Regions from separate parts of the Homo sapiens genome. Here all the other regions are linked to region 3. The links are chromatin loops, found by intact Hi-C in ENCODE. Cell type or tissue: heart right ventricle. All regions are shown on one strand. Each heading gives the region's core, and the rest is flanking DNA. Links, peaks and the distances in the headings are about the cores only.

Region 1 (7,177 bases), core at 461-5,460, 110 kb before region 3:
TTAGGTCATCCATTGTTAGGGCAAAAGGAAGGAACATTCATACAAAGTGCTTGTGAGCAAGTGATTGATTTGATCCAGTTCTTTTCATCCCACTAATTTCACTAGACCCTTGGATTTCTTTGGTCTGTGAGTTTCCCAGGAAAACCACCAGGGGACAGTGATGGATCAGGAATACAGTTATCAACAGCCAAGCTTTCCTAGTTAATGCTAGGAGCCAGTCAACCAGTGTACTTTTTACCTAAGATCTTTTGTGTATCCTGCCACATTGAGTCTAGAGTGACAGTCCACCTTGTCTCCCATACCAGACTCTAGATGTATCAGAATTGTGTGAATTCCTGAGGCTGTTAACTGTTGTGCGGGTCTCTGGCTTCGGACTGCCTATGGTTGAATCCTGGCACCAACAATTAACAGGACTACCAGTGTGATCTTGAAATCACTTCATCTCTCTGTGTGTCAGTCTCCTTATCTGTTAAATAGGACTAATAATAATAGGGCTGTGAAGACTAAATGAGATGAGGCATGTAAAACACTTAGAATGACCCTGGCTATAGTATATACTCTCTAAATGTTAGCTGTCACTCTGGGAGACAGACATTCTTCTTTGTCTACAAATAGCAGGAAAATTAGAAGGTTCAATCTGAGATTTGATGATGTCTCCTCAGAAGGATGAGGCTATCCTCTGTGCACAAGAACTTTCTGAAAGGCCTGGAAAAGCTCAATTCTCATGTGTCCACTGTCTCCCTATTCCCAGAAGATTTCTCATGCCATTTAGCTCCTTTGAAGTTAACAGCTACCCACCCTGCATACTCCTCTGCCCTTGTGTTAAAAGAAGACAGGACTCACAATACCATGCAAAATGAGTACTTGCCTCTAGCTAGGAACAGTGCCTACTTCAGGGAGAATTGATTTTGATACAGCTGACTAGTTTGAGTGTTAAACTATTTTGGAAATAATTTACATATCTAAGTTCTAAAATATATTTTTCTTTCCTCCACTTATTCTTCAAATTTGAAACAATGTTTTAATACTGTATATCTTTCATTGTTTATAACTTGCATTCTTTGTGAAAATTTGTTCTTAGGGACAAAAAAATTCTTAATCTTTTTATGTGTAAAGCAGGAACAGACAGATAATACATAAACAGATACATATTATATCTGCGGTATTAAAATTTGGTGGGGTGGTCGATTAGGATTAAAAGGTCCATAAAAGCTCCTGTAAGGAGTGATAATGAAAAGGGTGGGGAAGCACTAAAGACAAAGAGTATAAGTAGATATTTCAGAAATCGAAATTAAAAAGTATTTCGGCTAGTTTATACCCTTCCATCAGAGCAAAAGGGGAACACAACAGCTTGTGACTGTTTGCCAGCCATCGCGGGGCTACATGAAGCCTGCAGCCGTGAGCTAGGTAGGGCTCCCGTGGGGGGATTAGTTTGAAAGGTCGTCTTCTACAGACAGTTCACAGACGCCCCCGTGAGTCATTAAAACATTGAGAAGCACTGAATCTTAGGTATATCAAAAAGGTCATCCTCTTTCCAATGACCGTCTCATGCTTTTCTAGTCCACGGAGCAGGTTTTGGAGGCTCAGCTCTTACATGAATTCCAGGACAGATAAATCCCAGATTCTAATTGTTGAAATAATAATGAGGGGCACCCCTGCTTATAGAATAAAGGGAACCCAACACCTCATATCTCCAGTTTGGGAAAAGGTTAAATATGAAGACTAGTATTCAGTCAAATCTTCATACTAATAAAAAGCAACAAGCATGGAGTAATTTTAAATCCTGCATATTTGGTTTTTAAATCTTAGTTGACTTTTTTTAAAAGGAACAGAGTGATCTTTTTTTTTTTTAACACAAAGTCTTTCAGAAAAGAAACAGGGTGATCTTGATTATGCTTTGGAAAGGTTGATAAAAACAGCTTGTTCTCTGAGAACACCCTCCAGACATAGGAAGAGTGGCTTGAAATAGGTGAGGTCAACTAAGAGAAAATGATCTGGGATCAGCCATTCACTTCAGATAATCCAAAAAGCAATGGTTAAATGGGTTGGTACAAGGACAGGGTTACAGTATATAAGAAAAGCATTAGCACAGAAAAAGGAGTCGTGTAAGAAAGTCGCCAAGGTGAAAGTCACGTTAAACAAGTGTTTTTCCCAAGGAAGAGACAGAACAGGAAATAGAGGTTGGGGTATGCCTTATTTAAAGGCCTGGAACACTCAGGCGAGGGTGTGTGTGTGTGTGTGTGTGTGTGTGTGTTGGGAATGGGGCTGGGGGGAGACAGGGTTGTGTGTGTGTGTGTGTGTGTGTGTGTGTGTGTGTGTGTGTGTGTGTGTGTTGGGAATGGGGCTGGGGGGAGACAGGGTTGAGTGACCCAAAGTAGAAAGTGGCTCTGGATCTCCACAGATGTTGCCTGAAAGTCTTTGAAGGATTTGAGTCATTTTGGGTGGTTGTGTCTTTTTCTCTGAAGAGAATTCCTCAGCCTATCCCTAGATTCTAAACTGAATCCGATTCACTTACAGCTGTCAGTTGACTAGCAACTAAATGGTCTGGGTGTTGGTTGCCATGGAAACAGCTAAAAGGCCCATTGCTATGGGAACCTACCAGGCTCTCCAAACCAGGGGTTTGGTTCCTAAAAAGGGGTGGAGGGGAGGGTGGAGACCAGGAGATGGCCTGCATAGGTGGCTCAAGGGTCCTGGAAGAGGGTGGGCAATGTGGGTGAGTGGATCCGGCCAGCTCCTCTCGACTGGGGCAGAAGAACAGTGACCTCTTCTACTTTCTGCAGATGTTCCCATGCCTGTTCTCTGCTCACTGCCCAATGCTAGCCACAGAGCACAGGTGTTTGCAGTTGCAAATGGAGACTAAGAGCCTGAGATTCTGGAGCAGACGTGGCATGTCAGTGTGGCTCCCCTCACCTGCAGGGGCTTGGAGAAGGACGGCTCCCTTCTAGCAGGCCGTCCTCCACAAATCATATGTCCCAGATAAGCAGCCAGCAGGCAGAAAGATCAGCTTAGCTCTGACTGCCAGTGGGTAAGGCCAAGAAGGAGCCTGGCAGACAAATGGATGGCTGCTGGCCTTGAACATGGCAGAGCTGCTGGGTGTGCCAGATCAAAAAGCAGAGAGCAGGCCAGCAGCAGCAGACTGTTCTCAGCGCTGGAGAAATGCATTGCTCTGCCCACTACACCCTCAACCATCCATATGCCTCTGCCACAAAGGGGGATACTGCAAATGGATCAACATAGGAAAGATGAGGTTTGATGGAGATTCTCAGTGTACACACACAATGCTTGTAAGATTCTTTTCTGTTTTGCAATCAAAGTAACTCTCACATTAGTGTTTAGTGGTAAGATGATTTTTTTACTAAAACAAAGAGAAAACATCCCAGAAGCTCTTCCATTAACCACTGTTAATGTGTAATGTACAAATTGAAGGGATTGGACTAATCACTAAAGCCTCTGTCAGGACTAACAGCTTATGATGCATTGAGACGCTGAAAGGAAGTTGAAGAACCACTGGCAAATGGACACAGATGAATCGTTTTCTAGTTACTCATATTGTGAGGGCGGGGAAAATCTCTGAACTCCAGAGAGGCTTAGGATGGAGACTAAGGCCAAGACATTTGCTTTAGAGACCATTTCAGATATGTTGGGCCCAGGAGACTTTCACTTGGTTCTGCAGAATTCTGAGATTTGTGATGCTGATTTTTTTTTCTCCTAATCTTGCCTTTTTCCTGCCTGGAATTGTTAGTCTCAGACCCTCCCAGGAGCTTCAGAGTCTAAGAGCCTGGCACCAGAGAAAGAGAGAGAGAGAGATGCCACTAGAACTTGGACTGCTCCACAGGACAGTTGAGCACTTCCCCAGAATCTGTGGGGAGGTTTTCACTTTTGGAAGCAGTAGTTGTTTACAGATTTCTGTAACATTTAAAATGTTAAATACAAGCTGGGTTTATATCTCACCTCCAACTTTTTCCAGCTGCTTGACTTTTGATGAGTTCCTTAACCTCTTAGGGCCTTAATTTCCTCAGCTGTAAAACAGGATGATAAGAATATACCCACCTCAGGTGGTTCTAATGATGACATGAGATGGGGGATGCAAAGTGCTCAGTGCAGTACCTGACGCATAATAAGTAGCTGAGAAAGGTCGTTAGTATTATTATTATCATCCTAGATAAAAAAGGAAGGTTGCAGCCATGGAAACTGCTCAGTGGCCTAGAATCATAGGCATTTGCCATGCATTTGTCTTCCAAATTTAATTCCAGGTGCCTTTCAAGACTGATGGCCTCTCTGATGCCACACTCTGGTTTGCCTTCATTAAGCCAGATTCTAACCCTCTCTTTTTAAGACACTTAACCACATTCTTTTTCATGTATGATTTTTATGTGTCTGCTTACCTTCCTACTAGACTGTAAACATCTTGAGAATAGAGACTACCCTTTCATCTTTCAATAAATGCCTAGACCTCAGCAATTGTTTAATGAATTTTTTTAATAGGGAAAAATGTCTTTTTTCTGTAGGTCTTGGATCAGACCATTTAACCCTATAGCAGCCTTGTCTCCAAAGGGAAGAAAAGAGTAACAGTGGGCTAGGTTTCATTCTCCTGAAGAAGGGCACGGCATTGCCTCATCCTGAGTGGGCAGCTCCAGAGCAGGGCCAGGGCTCACATCTTCTAGAAGCCAGCTGTCATCTGTCTGTAAGATTCATTGACACCAGCTTGTCTCCAGCCTGAAGGCTCCCTGGCCCTGGGCTCAGGCAGAAATGGCTCCTCCTCCCCTCCTGGCTGCTGTCTGTCTTCAGTTCAGCCTGCCTCTCCCTCCTGATTGCTCTGGCTGAAGCAAGAAGCCATGAAGATGGCTCTGTAGCTGCAAGTTGCATCAGGTTGCCTCTGGGAGAAAGAGAGAAAGCAGACCCGGCTTATGCAACTCTCTCTCCCCATACACTGAATCTCTGAAGTTCCTGGCCAACCCCCTCAGCTTCCCACCAGAGTTTGCCAAGGCTTGGCTTGGCAGGAACAAGGCCCAAAGAGCTACACAGAGCATCTCCCAGACAGTGGCCACTGAGAACCATCTCCTGTCAAGGTGGGTAACAGAGAAATTTCTGGGGTAGGGAGTAAGGCAGGGGAATGTAGGAGAAAAAGCCTCCAGGCCTGACTGACTTGCCATGGGACCATGGATCAACCATTTAACCTCTTTCAGCTAAATACCTCATAGAGGTGTTGTGTAGACAAAAGGAAACAATGGATGTGCATGTGTAGCTTGGAAATACAAAGCCTATTCATACTGGGAATATTAATATCATAGGCTAGTGCAGAGGACTAGCAGTTAATCCGTTGGATTTTCCTACTTAGATCCCATTGGCTTGATGAGCTGTCTGGGCACCCTCACAGAAAACCTCACAAGGAAAACAAGGTCCCAGATTTGGTCACCAGAAGAACAAGGTTGAGACTGACTCAGTGAATGCCTTTCTTTGACTGCAAAACAGGACTGTAATGCAGCTGGCTCTCCTGAAATGTTGGCTTCTAGTTCCGAGGGTATAGGAGGCCTAGGCAGCTGTACACTTGTGTCATCCTGATCATCATGAAGTCTGGTGGAATTTATATGGACAGGACAGTATGCATTCCTTCAACCAATACTTACTGAGCACCTATTATGTGCCAGGCACTGTGCTGGGCACTGGGAATGAAAAAATGAGTAGGGCATGGTCCTTGCCTTCAAGGAGCTTAGAGTCTAATGAGAGAAGCTAGCAGCAAACCATCACTGCAATCCAGTGGGACAAAGCCATGATAGTCACATGTACAGAATGCCATGGCAGCAAAAAGGAAGAGTACTGAGGTGATTTGCTCTGGAAGAGGCAGAGCCAGGTCAGGCCTCTGCTTAGAAAGTGGCTGGAAATGGAGACACTTAATCATGTACTAGGTCTTTATTTATCCATCATTCATTCAGCCAACATATCTTCTGAGATTTTTTGGAGTATTTATATATTTATTTATTTATTTTTGAGATGGAGTCTCACTCTGTCGCCCAGGCTAGAGTGCAGTGGCATGATCTCATCTCACTGCAACCTCCGCCTTCCGAGTTCAAGTGATTCTCCTGCCTCAGCCTCGTGAGTAGCTAGGATTACAGGCGCCTGCCACCACACCCTGCTAATTTTTGCCTTTCAGTAGAGACGGGGTATCACTATATTGGCCAGGCTAGTCTTAAACTCCTGACATCAAGTGATCCATCCACCCGCCTCGGGCTCCCAAAGTGCTGAGATTACAAGCATGAGCCACCGCGCCCAGCCTGGAGTATTTCTTACGGTGAATTTACCTCCTCCTGCATTACTGGTCTTGGTTAATTTGGTTTTATTTAAAGTTCCTCCTACTTAATTTACTCTGGACCTGAGTAAGCATACTTGGTGATGTCCCGACCCTAGTGTATACCCAGCTGTCATGATCTATTTGGATTTTAGAATTCCGCCCCCCTCCTCTGACTCTCCAGCCCACATTACACCACTTCTTTCTCTGTCTTTGCTCTAGCCACATCAGTCTCCTTTCAATTCCTCAAATTGGCTGTACTTCCTTCCTCCAGCCACAGGACTCTTACACATGCTGCTCTGCTGCCTGAAATGCTGCCCCACAACCCCTTTTCATTTAGTTAACTCCTACTCATCCTCATTTCTCCTGCAATGTCCCTTCCTCCAGGAAGCCCTCCCTGACCACCTCCCCCAGATCAGATCAAACACCTTGCTATACATTTTCATAGCACTCTGCTCTCTCCCTTCATGACACAATTCAACACTATATACTGGTATAATTATTTGATCAATGTCTGGCTTTCCCAGTCCCTTGAAGGCATCTTTGGGAGAGACAACATTTCCATTTTGCTCATCACTGTATTCCCACTGTCCAGCACAGCTATTAGTCCAAGGAGCAGATCTATATGTGGTTTTTGAGATAATTAATTAATGGAATGATTAACTATCTTTTTTGGGCCACCATTTGCCTTGGGCCTAAATGGTTCTGTGTTCAAAACTAAAACAATGCCAAATGCAAAAATAAGGACCAGAACCAAACAGGGAGCCCCTGTAAGAAATGTGCAGAAAGAAGGTAAAAGCCAGGGGAGGGGTGTCCCAGACCAGAAGGCATGAAGGACTAGAGGGTGAAGAAAGGAAAAATGTAGAGGGAGAGAGGGAGAATTCCAAGGCC
Region 2 (7,177 bases), core at 829-5,828, 430 kb before region 3:
GAGACTCCGTCTCAAAAAAAAAAAAAAAAAAAAGCAATTATAAATACTGTGCCTTAGGAGACAGAAAAGGCTGCTCATTTTAAAGAGAAAAAAATTAACAAATTCCATAACTAACTCTGAGCACTTCTGGAATTAAATTGTAACTAAAAACTAAATATGAAAAGACTAACAAGAAAATATAGGATGATTATAAATATTGTTAGAGCTAGCACTAACATTTTGATTGACAAAAGTTAAAAAAAAAAAAAAAAGAAACAGTAGCCCTATCTTAAGAGTAGGTTCTGACATTTTAAAAAGTCTGCACAGTTATTTTTGCTATAAACCCACTTGCTCATCCAGTAAAAAGAAAGTACACATCCTTTATCTGTCAGGCATTACATTACATCCAAGAGATACAAGAATAAAATGTCATATGTGCCCTCAAAGAGTTTACAACAAAATATAAAGATAATCTAAGTGTAAATAAGTACCAAGAGATGTAATGTCTCAAGTCTATGTGTACACAATAAGGAAAACAGAATTGGAGAGGCTTATGTTGAGTTTTAAAAGACAACTTCTCTGAAATCAAGCTGACAGAATGAGTTGGAGATGAGGAAAGTATGTGGCAAGGGCACCTCAAGCTAAGGAAGCAAGAGGAAAGGCGGAGAAACGTGTATCAGCAGAGCATGTTTGGAAGTGCAAATAGTTTAGCATGGCTAATGCAAAGGGGAAACAGAGTCAAGAGAGCTGATAAAGAGGGAAATGTGGAAAAGCAGCACACTAAAAAATAAGGTAAAGAAGTAAGCGAGGATCACTCTCCAGAAGATTGTGTATGCCTCATGTGGCAGAGACTACTGGTGGTCTTCCAATACCCATTCCCCACTTATCTACAATAACAGGCCTCCTGTAGCTAGACACAAGGCCCCCCAGACAAGACTCTCTTTCTCAATATCTCTTGCAGCTAGAACTGGCAGCCAAGTTCTGGCCAAGGAGCTGAGAGTGAAAATGATTTGCACATCTTCTGGGTTGTCCCCTTAAAGGAAAGGGCACATCCTCCTCTTCTCCATTTCCTTTTTCATGCTGGTTCTGACATGGTGGTGAAATATCCAAGACCAGGTAAATCAGAAGGAACTGGATTCCTGAACCATCACCTAAGTCCTAAGAGAGAATAAACTTCTAACTTGTTAAAGCCATCTGACTTGGATCTCGATTATAACAGATAAATTAATTCAGCTGGTTAAGGAGTTTGGTGTTACCTTATAAGCACTTAGAGCCACTAAATATAGTCTGATTTTTAAAAGATTGCTTTAGCAGAAAAATAGTGGACAGAGACAAAAAGTTTAAAGATCATCTTTACAATTTGGGTAAGTGAAGGTGATGCCTAGTCTAAGGCAGTGACTGATATGAGAATGTAGAGGAGGGGATAAAAGTGAGAGATGTAAAATAAGGTAGAATTGATAGGATTTTGTCACCAGTAGAAATAAAATGATAGTTGTAAGGGAAGAATTTAAGATGATTCCAAGGTTTCTGGCTTAGGTGACTGAGTAGTAGACAGTGATGCCTTTCATGACTTTTAATGAGTGCTAGGAGGCTTTTTCTTTCATTTCTTTGGGAAATCAATGAAGACTAATAAATTCAGTGTTGGCAAAATATTTATTTCCTATCCCTGTGACTTTAGGCTTTGTTGTTCTAAAAGTCTAGTTTCAAAGAGACGAACACATCCACTAGGGGACACAACAAATGATTCCACTAACCTGAAGTTGAGACCCCAACTTTACTCTGAAGTTCCAAATCAAGAGGCAATGGAGAGGGTTACTGTATTCACTGGGGATAACTGACCCTAACTTTCAAGAGGAATTTGAGTGACTATTGCACAATACAGGTGAAGTGAAGTGTGTCTGAAATGCAAGAGATCCTCTAGGACATCTCTTAGTATTTCCCATGTCCTGAGATTCAAGTCCACGGAAAATTGCAAAGGGTTTTGTAGAACTGCAAACAGCAGAAGTAATTCAGAAAGAACTGCTAATAGCCCATATCTTTCAAGAATGAAAGCCTGGGTCACCCCATGAGGCAAGGAATCCGAACTGGCTGAAGTACTTACTTAGAGCAAAGGGAATATGGAATGAGTAGTGGAAGAACATATATACCAGCTATGACCACATGACCATTGCAGAAATATGGACTACAATAGTTACAAATATTTCTTCCTTAATTTGATATATTTGTGTTTAAATATGTGTGTGTGTGTGTGTGTGTGTATTAACCAAATATTTTTTGGTTCATTAGTTTTCTTCCTTATTATCTAACATGTGTTAATAAGAGTTAACCTTATATTTCAGTATTTAAGTTACAGAACATGAAAGAGGGAGTGTGAATCAGGTGGAGAAGGATGAACTAATATTATCTTAAAGACAAAAAAAAAAGACTTTGTGTGCTTTTCTGGGGAAAGAGAATGTTTTTGGTTGTCCAGCAATAAATGTCTCATGTTAGGTGTGAAAATCTCCCTGTGACCCAACCTAATCAGAAACATATGGGAAAGACTGCCAGGCACGGTGGCTCACGCCTGTAATCCCAGCACTTTGGGACGCGGAGGCGAGTGGATCACTTGAGGTCAGGAGTTAGAGACCAGCCTGGCCAACATGGTGAAACCCTGTCTCTACTAATAGAAAACTTAAGCTGGGCATGGTGGCGTGTGCCTATAATCCCAGCTACTCGGAAGGCAGAGGTAGGAGAATCACTTGAACCCAAGAGGTGGAGAATGCAGTGAGCCTGAGGTGGTGCCACTGCACTCCAGCCTGGGTGACAAAGTGAGACTTTGTCTCAAAAAAAAAAGAGAGAGAAAGGGAATTTTGGGAAATGGAGTTTAGCTCAGCCAAGTTGACCTTTTACAAACCCATTGCAAGGAACTCAAAAATACACAAACCCATAATAAACAGAGAGAGGAGGTAATCAGAAGATGAAAATCTTGTTTGTACATTCTGAAAGACAAAGAACAAATATGAGTGGTAACTTACAGAGCAGGAAGAAACCAGTTTAGAGTACTGATGGCAGAAAGGGATAAAATCAAAAGAAGGCTGGCTTGCCCAGAGAACCTCAGAGAAGGTCAGGATTCTCAGACACTAGGGGGTGCTAGGGAAGGAAAGGAGTAAAACTTGGGGCTAAAAATACGTAAATCTATATTCGGAACCATCAACCAGCCTTTCCTTAGGCTGAATGTCTCTTAAATCCTTGAATTTGAGAGTCCCCTAGCAGTAGTAACAGTTCCTTACCCTATTCACATAAAGCAGAAACCTGACAGGTAACAAGCCCCTCTCATATACACAGAGCTCCCAATCAGTTTGTCAGTGTCTTCCATGCTTAAACATAAATGCACAGCCAAGGATTGCTAGATATTTGAGGAACACGTCCAAAATGAAAGAAAAACTAAAGATAAATAAATAGGATCTGAATTTGGAGAAAACAGAATGCAAAAAGCAGAAAAGAACTTTCAACTCAAATTGTTATCCTCAGAGAGATTCTTAAAGAGACTGCATCTATAAATCAAGAACAATGTGCTATTTATAAAAAAGATCAACGCCAGAAGAACCACAGAAAAAAAAATTTCCAATTCTCAAAATAAAAGATGCAATAAAGGACTAGAAGTTAAAGTATCTCAGGAAGTACAACAAAATGTAAGATAAAAGGCACAAAGATAATCAATCCAACAGATCCAAAATCCTACTAATGAAGAGTTCCAGAAACAGAAAACGAGAGAAAAAAAATGAATGAAGAAATAGCACAAAGAAATGTCCCAAAGTTAAGAGATTCCAATCTCTAGACAGAAAGGGGCCAGCATACTGACTACTCAGTACAATTAATAATAAAACTAAATAAGCAAACAAAAAACACTGAAATTTCAGAATACCAGAGATTTTTTAAGTTTGGGAGAGAGGAGGTCACCAAAACAGGAAAAGAATCAGAACAGTATAACACCTACACAATGTGATAGAACAAAATAGAACAATGATCCTAAAACCTTGAGGAATAATTATCTTCAACATCATATTTTATATCCAAATTAGCAAGTAAGTGTGAGATTAGAATAAAGACATTGTCAGATACAGGACGACTCAGAAAATTTACCCCTCACCCACACTTCCTTAGCAAGTTACTTGAGCATGCACTCCAGGAAATGGAGGTACTGAATGGTAACAGGAAGCCATGAGATTCGATAAACAGCAAATCACATTCCGGAGGGTCAGCAAGGGGAATGCTGTAGTTAACACCCATATGGCAGAGTGTTGAGGAAGAACGAAAACTTTATTTTTCAGGACAGTTAAATAAATATGTAATATCTAAAATGTGTAAGTGTTTAAGTAGTGAAAAGGGCAACATAATTATTTAGTGCTATGAAGATGGCGACCAAAAGAAACAGCTAAATAATTGAAAGAGGATGCCATTGGCAAAAACATTTGGAGGGCATGGAGCAGTGGGTGGCCATTTGGCCCAATTTTTTTAAACCATGCATATGAATCACTTTGATAAAAATGTAAACTGTATCTCTTTAAAGGGCACAGAGAGAGGATTAGCTCTCATCAGAAGGGCCGCTTCTCCTGAGACTACAAGATTATGAGCATGCTAAGTAAAGCTAAGGGTTAGAAGTGAGATGTTTTACTGGGCTTGATAGGTAAACTTGATTTCCTGTAAGGCAGGAAGCTAAATTATAAATATAATGCAAAATAAAAATGTTTGCTAAGATTGAGAAAGCAGCACTAGAGTAGATGGTCTATGCGAAGTAGTGAAGGCTTGGCAGAGCTATAATGGGCAAAGGCGAAAGAAGGTGACCAGAAACTTGTCAAAGTATATACATCACAATGCTAAGGATGGAGAGTATATATTTACAGAAGGAAAAAAAAGTATGCCGCTTTAGGGCTTGTGAAGGTGTGGTTCCTTTCTCGGAATTACACTTATTAATTTAAAGTGCCTCAATAATATATCAGATCATTAAAGTTGTATAAAATCATTTGCTATGTATTAAATGTAGCAATTATTTGTTCACATAAGTGATAAAAGAAGACTATCTTCCACAATGTACAAGAGTCCATGAGAGACCTTATTAACATGTTATCTAGTATTCTAATCAAATTCTAAATATGAGCAAAGTCCCTTCCTAACAAAATTGTGAATGCCTTGAGAATTTTATCCATGACTGACATTTTGGAAGAAGCAACTTTCACTGAACACATACTGATTGTCAGGTAATGAGCTGGTGCTAAAAAGAGAGTCATGCCTAACCTCAAGGAGTTCACTGTCCACAGGAAGAGTGAGACAATTAACTCAACAATTAGAACAGAATTTGATAAATATGGAACATGTTTGTCTTGCTAACCAAAGTATTCCCAATGTCTGATTTCATTAAATAATCCCAATCTGTAATTACTGAAGTGCTGCCCCAGGGCAGGAAAAATAGGAATAAATAAAGCAAAGAATGGCAAGAAGGGAATTCCAGACAAAGAAAAGAGCATGTGTAAAAGCCAGAAGAAAGGACAAAGGAAGTAGGAGGCATTAAAAGGTGTGCAGATAAGAGGACATGGCAGAAGGGTTGAAAGGGTAGGGTGCTTTGTTTTCAGACCAAATTGCTGATCAACAGCCAAGGCCCATCATTTTATTTTCATTCTGGGGGCCAGAAATTGTTGAAACCATTTGAAATACACTTTCAACACTACATATAAATGGCAAATATTTATCACTATTTGATTTTTTTTTGTCCTTTTCTGAGACAGGGTCTCACTCTGTCACCCAGGCTGGAATGAAGTGGCATGATCCTAGCTCACTGCAGCCTAGACTTCCTGGGTTCCAGTGATCCTCCCACCTCAGTCCCCCGAGTAGCTGGGACCACAGGTGCCTGCCACCATGCCTGGCTAATTTTTTATGTCACCAGGCTCGGATAATTTTTGTATTTTTGGTAGAGATGCGGATTCACCAAGTTGCCCAGGCTGGTCTCAAATTCCTGAGCTCAAGTAATCCACCTGCCTCAGCCTCCCACAGCGCTAGGATTACAGGCATGAGCCACTGCACCTGTCTATTACTGGACTTTCAAATTTTCAAAGTTCAAAGATGTTACAAAATGACAGACTCAAAACCGTTTTCATTTATAAAACTAGAGACCTTTTAAGGCTTTGTAACAAATATATCAAGAGATACTCATATTAAAAATCTGTATGAAAATAAGCCACCTTTAAATATAATGAAATACTATGACCCTTTTGACATATAAAAACATGTATTTAAAATATAGTAGAAACATTACATAAATTCACTAAATACAATCACATAAAAACGCATGCATTGTACCTTGGTAAGATAAAAAGAAAAATAAGCAAATATCTGGTTTTAAGTATTTAGAAAGTGTTTATTTGTATAGTTAAGTGTGTTATAAATCTCTTAAAAAACCCCTAAAACTAGGTATAAATACCTTAGAATTATAAAAATTTCAAAATTTGATATAAAACTCCAAAATGTAAAAACCTAAGAGGTATGATGCAGTTATACAAATACTTTTAAAGAAGGTATTTTATGTATTATACTATTTGCAGAAACATATTAAAATTAACAAACCATGGGAATTACAAGATACCAAATTTTGGAATTAAATTCCTTCCTGTTTTCTTTTCACGTGAAATAGCACCTGTTTTCTAAATATGTATAACCAAGGTCCTAAAATTAAAATTCCCAAAGATAAGTTATCACTATAAACAAGAACAACCATAACAAATGGAAATATAAAGAAAACCTATAGCACTCACAGTCCCTTACTAATCCTAGTAAGATAGCTATAGAATGGAAAAAGTCCACAATTCCAATCCTAAAGCCAGTCAAAACATAGTTGTGACTGATCAGAAGCCTTGATATTATAAAGATTTCAATTCTTCCTCCAAATGGTCAATGGATTCTATGCAATGCTCATCAAAATTCTAGCAGGTTTTTGAAAACTGACAAGCTGATTCTAATAAGAATAATCAAGACAATCTAGAACAGGGGTCAGCAAACTATGGCCTATGTTCCAAATACAGTTAAAAGTGATCTTTTTTACATTCTTGAAGGTTTAAAAAAAAAAAAAGGCTGCACATGGTGGCTCATGTCTGTAATACCAACACTTTGGAAGGCCAAGGTGGGCAGATGGCCTGAGCCCAGGAGTTTGAGACCAGCCTGGACAACA
Region 3 (7,177 bases), core at 1,245-6,244:
TTTTTTTCTCTTATTTTTAGACACAAGATCTCACTCTGTAACTCAGGCTAGAGTGCAGTGGCTCAGTCATAGCTCACTGGCAGCCTTGAACCCCTGGCTTCAAGCGATCTTCCTGCCTCAGCCTCCCAAAGCACTAAGATTACAAGCATGTGCCATTGTGCCCCAATTTTGTTTTTGGTTTTGTTGTTGTTGTTGTTGTTTTGAGATGGAGTCTCGCTCTGTTGCCCAGGCTGGAGTGCAGTGGTGCAATCTCAGCTCACTGCAACCTCTGCCTCCCAGGTTCAAGCAATTCTCCTGACTCAGCCTCCTGAGTAGCTGGGATTTCAGGCACCTGCCACCATGCCCGGCTAATTTTTGTATGTTTAGTAGAGACGGGGGTCTCACCATGTTGGCCAGGCTGGTCTCAAACTTCTGACCTCAGGTGATCCGGCTGCCTCAGCCTCCCAACGTGTTGGGATTACAGGCGTGAGCCACCATGCCCGGCCCACCCTCCCAATTCTAACTTAAGTGACAACAGATAACTCTGCCCAGTTAAGGAGCCTAGAAACTGATCTTGACTGTCAATACCTGCAGTCTGCCATACTGCAGAGGCAACTGTCTGAGCCAGGATGAGCTGCAGCGGGGGAGGGAGGCAGGTGAAGGAAAGGGAACCAAAAGCCACTCAGCCTGGATGCTCCCCAAATACCTCCCTGACCCCACAGCCTGCACTTCTCCTCCTCCTGGCCCTGGGGCTTGCAGTATGGAGTGGGGTGAGGCATTGGCGAGGACCCCCTGTGACCTTTCTGCCTTCTGCCAACCCAGTGGTCTCCGCAGGCAGAGGGTCATACATGAGCAGCTGCTTGCCCAGTCTCCTCCTGGCTGCCCTCCTATCTCTGTTCCCCCAGCTCTCTGCCTGGCAGGGAAGACCTCCTAGAGTTAAGTGGATTTCATGCTATTTTCAAAGTCATTTTTAATGGAAAAATTTTTTTTTTGACGGAGTCTCATTCTGTTGCCCAGGCTGGAGTGCAGTGGCACGACCTCAGCTCACTGCAACCTCCGCCTCCTGGGTTCAAGTGATTCTCCTACCTCAGCCTCCAGAGTAGCTGGGATTACAGATGCCCGCTATCACACCTGGCTGATTTTTGTATTTTCAGTAGAGATGGGGTTTCGCCATATTGGCCAGGCTGGTCTCGAACTCCTGACCTAGTGATCCACTCGCCTTGGCTTCCCAAAGTGCTGGGATTACAGGCGAGAGCCACCGCTCCTGGCCACATGGAAAAATTTTTATACCATTAAACCTACTTTCTGCTGCTTCTTATCTAAAACCTTCCCTCCTCCTCTTCCATGAGATAAACTAGCAATGGGAACACTTACCAACCCACTAGTGACACCCTACAGGTAACCTGGGTGTCACTGGCTGGGGTTGGGGAGAAGCAATCACACTAGGAGAAGGTTCTGGTGAGATATCAGGCCAATGAAAGCGGACAGCCAGGGGCAGGAGCAGGCTTCCCTGCACACACTCTCAGGGCTTTGCTTCTCAGCCTTCCAGCCCCATCCTGACAACTGCCTGGTGGCACGAGCCCTGTCCCCTAGCTTCCCATCCTCCTGTGACAGCCACCAAACTGGAATGGGTCTTTTACAACAAGTGACTAGGGTCACCTGAGGGGCAACTGAGGCATTTCCCAGAGACTCCCAGGCAGCCGACACTCAAAGAGCTGGCTCATTCTCGGAAAATAGGCCACAAGGTACCAGACACAGATCAGCCAGCATAGGCTTCCTGTGAGCCTGCTGCACTTTTTGCCCATTCCATATGGAAGCCTCTATCACACTGTGTCACACCACGGCTGCTGCAAACTGAGGGCTTTGTGAGGACAAGAGTTGAATACAAACGGCTCTGTCTCCTCAGCTCACAGCTCAGCCTCTCAGAGGCTGCTAGATAGGAACCTATTATATCTGCCAGATCCCTTGTGAGCAGGGCCGACACAGCCCTTGGCCAAAACTTGTCCAGTAGCCTCAGGTGTGACCTGGCATGAAAGCTGTGCTCAGGGGAAAGGATGGGACAGGGATGGGCTGGACCAATGGAATTCTCTTCCCTGTGATTACCCAGCAGTGTGCAACCTTGTGAAACCCGCCATTTTTCTAGGGTCCTGCTGGGATAGAGGTATGGGAGAGAGAACGTTCTAGGACAACTCTTAGCTTTCTGGACAGTTTAACTAAGAACCTGATGCTGCAGAAACTGGGGTGAAAGATACTCAGAGAAGTGTGTCCCAGGGTAATGGGGGGGATGAGCCCAGATTGGCAGGCAGTGAGAATGAGGCAATGGTGGGACATCCAGGAGTGGCAGTTGGGATATGAGGTGGCTGCTCAGGACCCAGAAGCCACCAGCAATGCCCTGGGGCCTGAGTGCTGGACTCCAGAGAAACATTTGGGGAGCAGCTTATGTTGATCTCCACCAAAATCCTCTTCCTCCAGGGGATAAATGTGGAGATAATTTTTTTAAATTATTCAATGTTTCACTGGATTTTTTTGTGGGGGGAGGTGAAGCTTTTATATTTAAGATTGTTAAATCTTAACATCATCTGAGGTCAGGAGTTCAAGACCAGCCTGACCAACATGGTGAAAACCTGTCTCTACTAAAAACACAAAATTAGCCAGCCATGGTGGTGCACACCTGTAATCCCAGCTACTCAGGAGGCTGAGGCAGGAGAATTGCTTGAACCCAGGAGGCGGAGGTTGCAGTGAGCCAAGACTGTGCCACTGCACTCCAGCCTGGGCAACAAGAGCAAAACTCCGTCTCAAAAAAAAAAAAAAAAAAAAAATTGTTAGAAGAACTTGTTACATTACAAATACACAGAATGTTGGAAGAAGATGCAAAGTTAACCTCACATTTTTTTCTTCCTTTATTCACACATTGTTCATTTCACTGGACTTTCTACACTGCATCAGAGATAGAAAATGGTGAAGAAAAATACAAATAAGTTCAACAGATGTTGATTTCAAAAATCAGCATGAAGTATTCTTAGCAAATACGGTCACCACTTGGTATCCCTGCCTTTCTAAGCAGATTAGAAAGGAAACAGCTTTTCTACACAAGAATAACTTATCCATACTTATGAAACCTTTTCCAAATCTATAAATATTGATATACCATTTTTTATCTTAATTTCTTCCAACAGAAGCTAAAATTTCTGCCTGTGAGTTCAGGGCTCAGGGCTAGCCTCTGGCAAAAACACCTTTCAGTCCTGGGACAGGAGTGTCTTTAACCTAGAGGGTAACCTTGAACGACAGTATCCATGGGTATTGACTTCCTCCTAGAAAACAGGAATCAGACTCCCAGAGGTTCTGAAACTGGGCTTATCTAACACTATGTGCAGGATACTATCCTATAGGCATTACTGTAATCCCATCTTACAGATGGAAAAAGTGAGGCACAGCAAGGTTATGTAACTCATCCGTGTGCATATACTACCTCTCCAATGTCTCAGGTTGGAGTCAGCAGGTGTGAATGGGGCACTGGAATTCACGCTCCTAATAAGTTCCCACGGAGACTGCGATCCAGGTGGTTTTTAGACCCCGCTGTGAGATACTCCTCCAGGCATCAGAGGATTTGCTCTGGTTTGAGAGTTCAGGCAAAAGAGCAAATAGGAGAATCCAGAACCCCGATAAGGGTAGTTCTCAGGAAGTTGCTACCACCCTGGATGGCCAAAGCAGTAAGGCGGATACACCGGGGGTTGGGAAATCAGAGCCGCGTGCGGATTGGGAACCCAGAGAGAGACTTTGTCTGTTGCTGCACCCGATTGCCATCTGCTGGCTATATGTGGCTATTGCAGGCCAGATGGTAACATTCCCAGTCCAACCCCTCCATCAAATGTCAAATGGTTACATTGGTGGTGGGGCTTCAGTGAAGACTCCAGGGCTCAGTACAGAGCCTCAACAATGCCACTTGTGGGAGGGAGAAAAGAATGCAGGGGGAAAGGTCAGTCTGAATGAGGGTTGGTGGGGAGAAATAAGCCGGAGAGGAAAGTAGGGGCCAGAATCAGGTGGGCCTCAAAACAGTTAGGATTTTGTACTGAGGGCCAACGGGAAATCCAGCAGTGAGTCAGACTTTCAGTAGGATCATTCTGGCCTGTCAGGAAGAACTAGGATAGTTTGAGTGGAGGCAGAGTCAGTTTGAAAACTGTTCCAGTATCAAAGATGAGGAACAGATGCTGGTATAGATTAGGGGGTAGCTGTGGGGATGCAGAAAAATGGTCCACAAGAAATATGGAGGAAGGGGGATTATGTCTGATAAAACCAAATCCCAAAGGAAAACAGCAGGAAAGGGATAGAGACCCCATTTCACTCATTCCTTCTTTCAACACATTTTAGCACCTATGATGCCAGGAACGAATCTACCTGCTGGGAACACAGTGGTGTGAGCAAGTCAGGGAAAAGCCCAGATTTTCATGGAGCTTACATTCTGCTGGGGAGGTAGGCAATAATCAAATAAACAAATAAACAAGAGAAACATCAGATGGGAGTAAACACCATGAGAATGAAAACTGTGGTGTGATGGTGACCCTCAGAGATCTGAATGGTAAGAAGTCTGCCATGTAAATATGACAGGGAAAAGCATTCTAGACCATAGCAGCAAATGCAAGGGCCTTTAGAGCAGAAACAAGTGTTCAAGACCAGAGGCAGCTGGTATGGTTGTAGCGTGGTGGGTTAGGGCCAGCATGGAGCAAGAGGCAGAGTCAGGGACAGATTGTCTGGGCTTTGTAAAGCAGCACAAGGAATTCTAGGAGTAAAGGGAAGCCACGGACACATTTTAGGCAGGAAAGTGAAAATCCGATTTCATAAACTCTCTCACTGCTCTATGGAGAATGGGTTGTATAGGGGCCAGGCATGGTGGCTCACGTCTATAATCCCAGCACTTTGAGAGGCCGAGGCAGGCAGATCTCTTGAAGTCAGGAGTTCGAGACCAGTCTGGCCAACATAGTGAAACCCCGTCTCTACTAAAAAGGCTAAAGTTAGCCAGGCATGGTGGCACGTGCCTATAATACCACCTACATGGGTGGCTGAGGCATGAGAATTGCTTGAACTCAGGAGGTGGAGGATGCAGTGAGCTGAGATTGTGCCACTGCATTCCACCCTAGGTGAGAGAGAGAGACTCTGACTCAAAAAATAAATAAATAAAAATAATGGGTTGCAGCACTTTGGGACGCCGAGGTGGGTGAATCACGAGATCAGGAGTTCAAGACCAGCCTGGCCAAGGTGGTGAAACCCCATCTCTACCAAAAATACAAAAATTAGCCAGGCATCATGGCAGGTGCCTGTAATCCCAGCTACTTGGGAGGCTGAGGCAAAGAATTGCTTGAACCTGGGAGGTGGAGGTTGCAGTGAGCCAAGATCACATCACTGCACCCCAGCCTGGGCAACAGAGCGAGACTCTGTCTCAAAAAATCATAAAAATAATGGGTTGTATAGGGGTATAGGGGCAAGAGTGGAAGCAGGGAAGCAGGGAGATGGGGTAGGAAGCTGTGATGTGGGCCAGGAGAGACAATGGCAGTAGAGTGGAGAGAGGGTTCTGGGTATCATTTGGAGTCAGCGTCAATAGGACTTGCTGATGGATTGGATGTGGGGTGAATAAAAAGCAGAGGCAAGAATGACTCCCCAGGAGCACAAGGATGCCAGCCACTGCAGGAAACCCAGACAGAAGAAGGGCCTACGGGAACTTCTTCCCTAATGATTCCTCCCTCACCAAACAGGCAAAGGCCTGGGCTTAAAGCTCCCATTACATCCCTGCTGCTGCTCATTACAGCAGGCTGCCCTCACCCTTGTCCCACCAGACAGAGGGAGCATGCAAATTAGCCACTCTAAGGCTGTGTCCTTAGAGTGTCCCAGTCACAGGACTGGGCCTACCTGCCCGAGCACATTGCAAGGACTAAATAGAATGTCTGGCACAGACTTGACTCCAGGTGCTGGCCTGGCCTCCATGGCCCAGGGCCAGCCTCACAGTGGGCCCCTGTCGAGCCAACCTGTGGTGGCAGCAACCCCTTCCCCACCTGGGAACGCCAGGTTTCTCCCATGGGAGGGAGGGCATTTCCAGGTAGCCAGAGCCCCACCCTTCAGCTGGAAAAGCACCCAAGGTCACTTCTAGATCCAATTCAGAGTCCCCAGAATAACTCTTTTCATCCCCCAAGCTCTAGACCTGAGTGCATCCCATCGAGAAAGAGAAGGTCACTCTTGTCCCCTTAAGCCAAAGGGGAGCATGGGAATGGGCAATCACATCCTGGCAAAACAAATACCAGAGACCAAGCACTGTGGGCACTGCATCACTTTATTTCTTTGGTTTTCAAACGTTACTCTCGAACAAGGCAAATTCAGTCTCCCACCTGCCTGGCCGCTTTGTGATCTCTCACTGAAGATGGGCCTCCAGCTCCGAGAAGACGCTCAGCAGAAAGGTGGAATCCCCAACTGACAGCCAGGCTGGCCGAGGACTGCAGGGTCCCAGCAGGTGGATCAAGCACCCACAAGCAGAGACTCTGGGCCATAATCTGCAAACAGAGCCTGCATCTCCCAGCCTTGCCCCACCTGGTCCCACACTCCTTGCAGGGGACAGGCCAGCCCCTCAGTGATCTCCAGTGCCTCAAGATCTCCGGTGCCTCAGTGCCATCCTTTAGAGGCCAGCTGTGGTTCTTTCTATACATCCCTGCTGCTGCTCCTGCTGACCTGGCACCTTCTCCCTTGGGGATGCCAGGCACAAGCTGCTGATCAGCTCTACATTTGATTTTCTTTCTTTTTTTTTTTCTAAGAGATGAGGTCTCACTACATTGCCCAGGGTGGTCTCTAACTCCTAGCCTCAAGTGATCCTCCTGCCTTGGCCTCCCAAAGCGCTAGGATTACAGGCATAAGCCACCACACCTGGCCCCCATATTCGAGCCTAATGTTCCTTTGGGAAACAACTGAGTAAAGAGGATGCCAACCCCCAAAAGAAACTGAAGATAACGTTCTGCCCAGTGGGACCGATGATCATGCTATAACACTCCTTTTGTCTCCAGGAAAAGCTGAAAGCAGCTCTAGCTAACCAACCCCCCTCTAAACCCCCTGACATACATACGGCTTCCAACTCCAGCAAGGGGGCCAACCAACCCACTCAAATCAAAACCAAAAACTAAATCATAACAGTAAAAATATGACCAGCAAACAACGAAAGAGG

Evidence for each region. A loop is a pair of places that touch in the nucleus more often than their neighbours do. Peaks named below come from ENCODE experiments on the same cell type or tissue, not always from the same donor. Only the 100,000 strongest peaks of a DNase experiment are listed, where the experiment ranks them.
Region 1: it touches region 3 in a loop (11-fold over the local background); 86 of 110 quality-filtered maps call a loop at or near these places.
Region 2: a loop joins it to region 3, with 3 times the contacts of the local background. A loop is called at or near these places in 18 of 110 quality-filtered maps.

The regions. Positions count from the first base shown.
Region 1 is chr14:74,472,196-74,479,372 of GRCh38, reverse strand. It overlaps a transcript of SYNDIG1L not described here. Among named protein-coding and RNA genes, the nearest start is that of MIR4709, 4.4 kb to the left of the region's middle. In heart right ventricle, for the core only: no CTCF peak of the experiment used is centred there; a DNase peak (open chromatin) is centred at 3,032; H3K27ac peaks cover 438 bases.
Region 2 is chr14:74,789,825-74,797,001 of GRCh38, reverse strand. The region is part of intron 4 of YLPM1 (YLP motif containing 1); the gene reads right to left. Among named protein-coding and RNA genes, the nearest start is that of YLPM1, 30 kb to the right of the region's middle. In heart right ventricle, for the core only: a CTCF peak has its summit at 3,096 (motif pointing right); no DNase peak of the experiment used is centred there; H3K27ac peaks cover 3,276 bases.
Region 3 is chr14:74,359,112-74,366,288 of GRCh38, reverse strand. VRTN (vertebrae development associated) reads right to left here. Exons shown (of 2, transcript NM_018228.3): 2 at 6,281-7,177. Among named protein-coding and RNA genes, the nearest start is that of VRTN, 14 kb to the right of the region's middle. In heart right ventricle, for the core only: a CTCF peak has its summit at 3,789 (motif pointing left); a DNase peak (open chromatin) is centred at 3,758; H3K27me3 peaks cover 1,190 bases.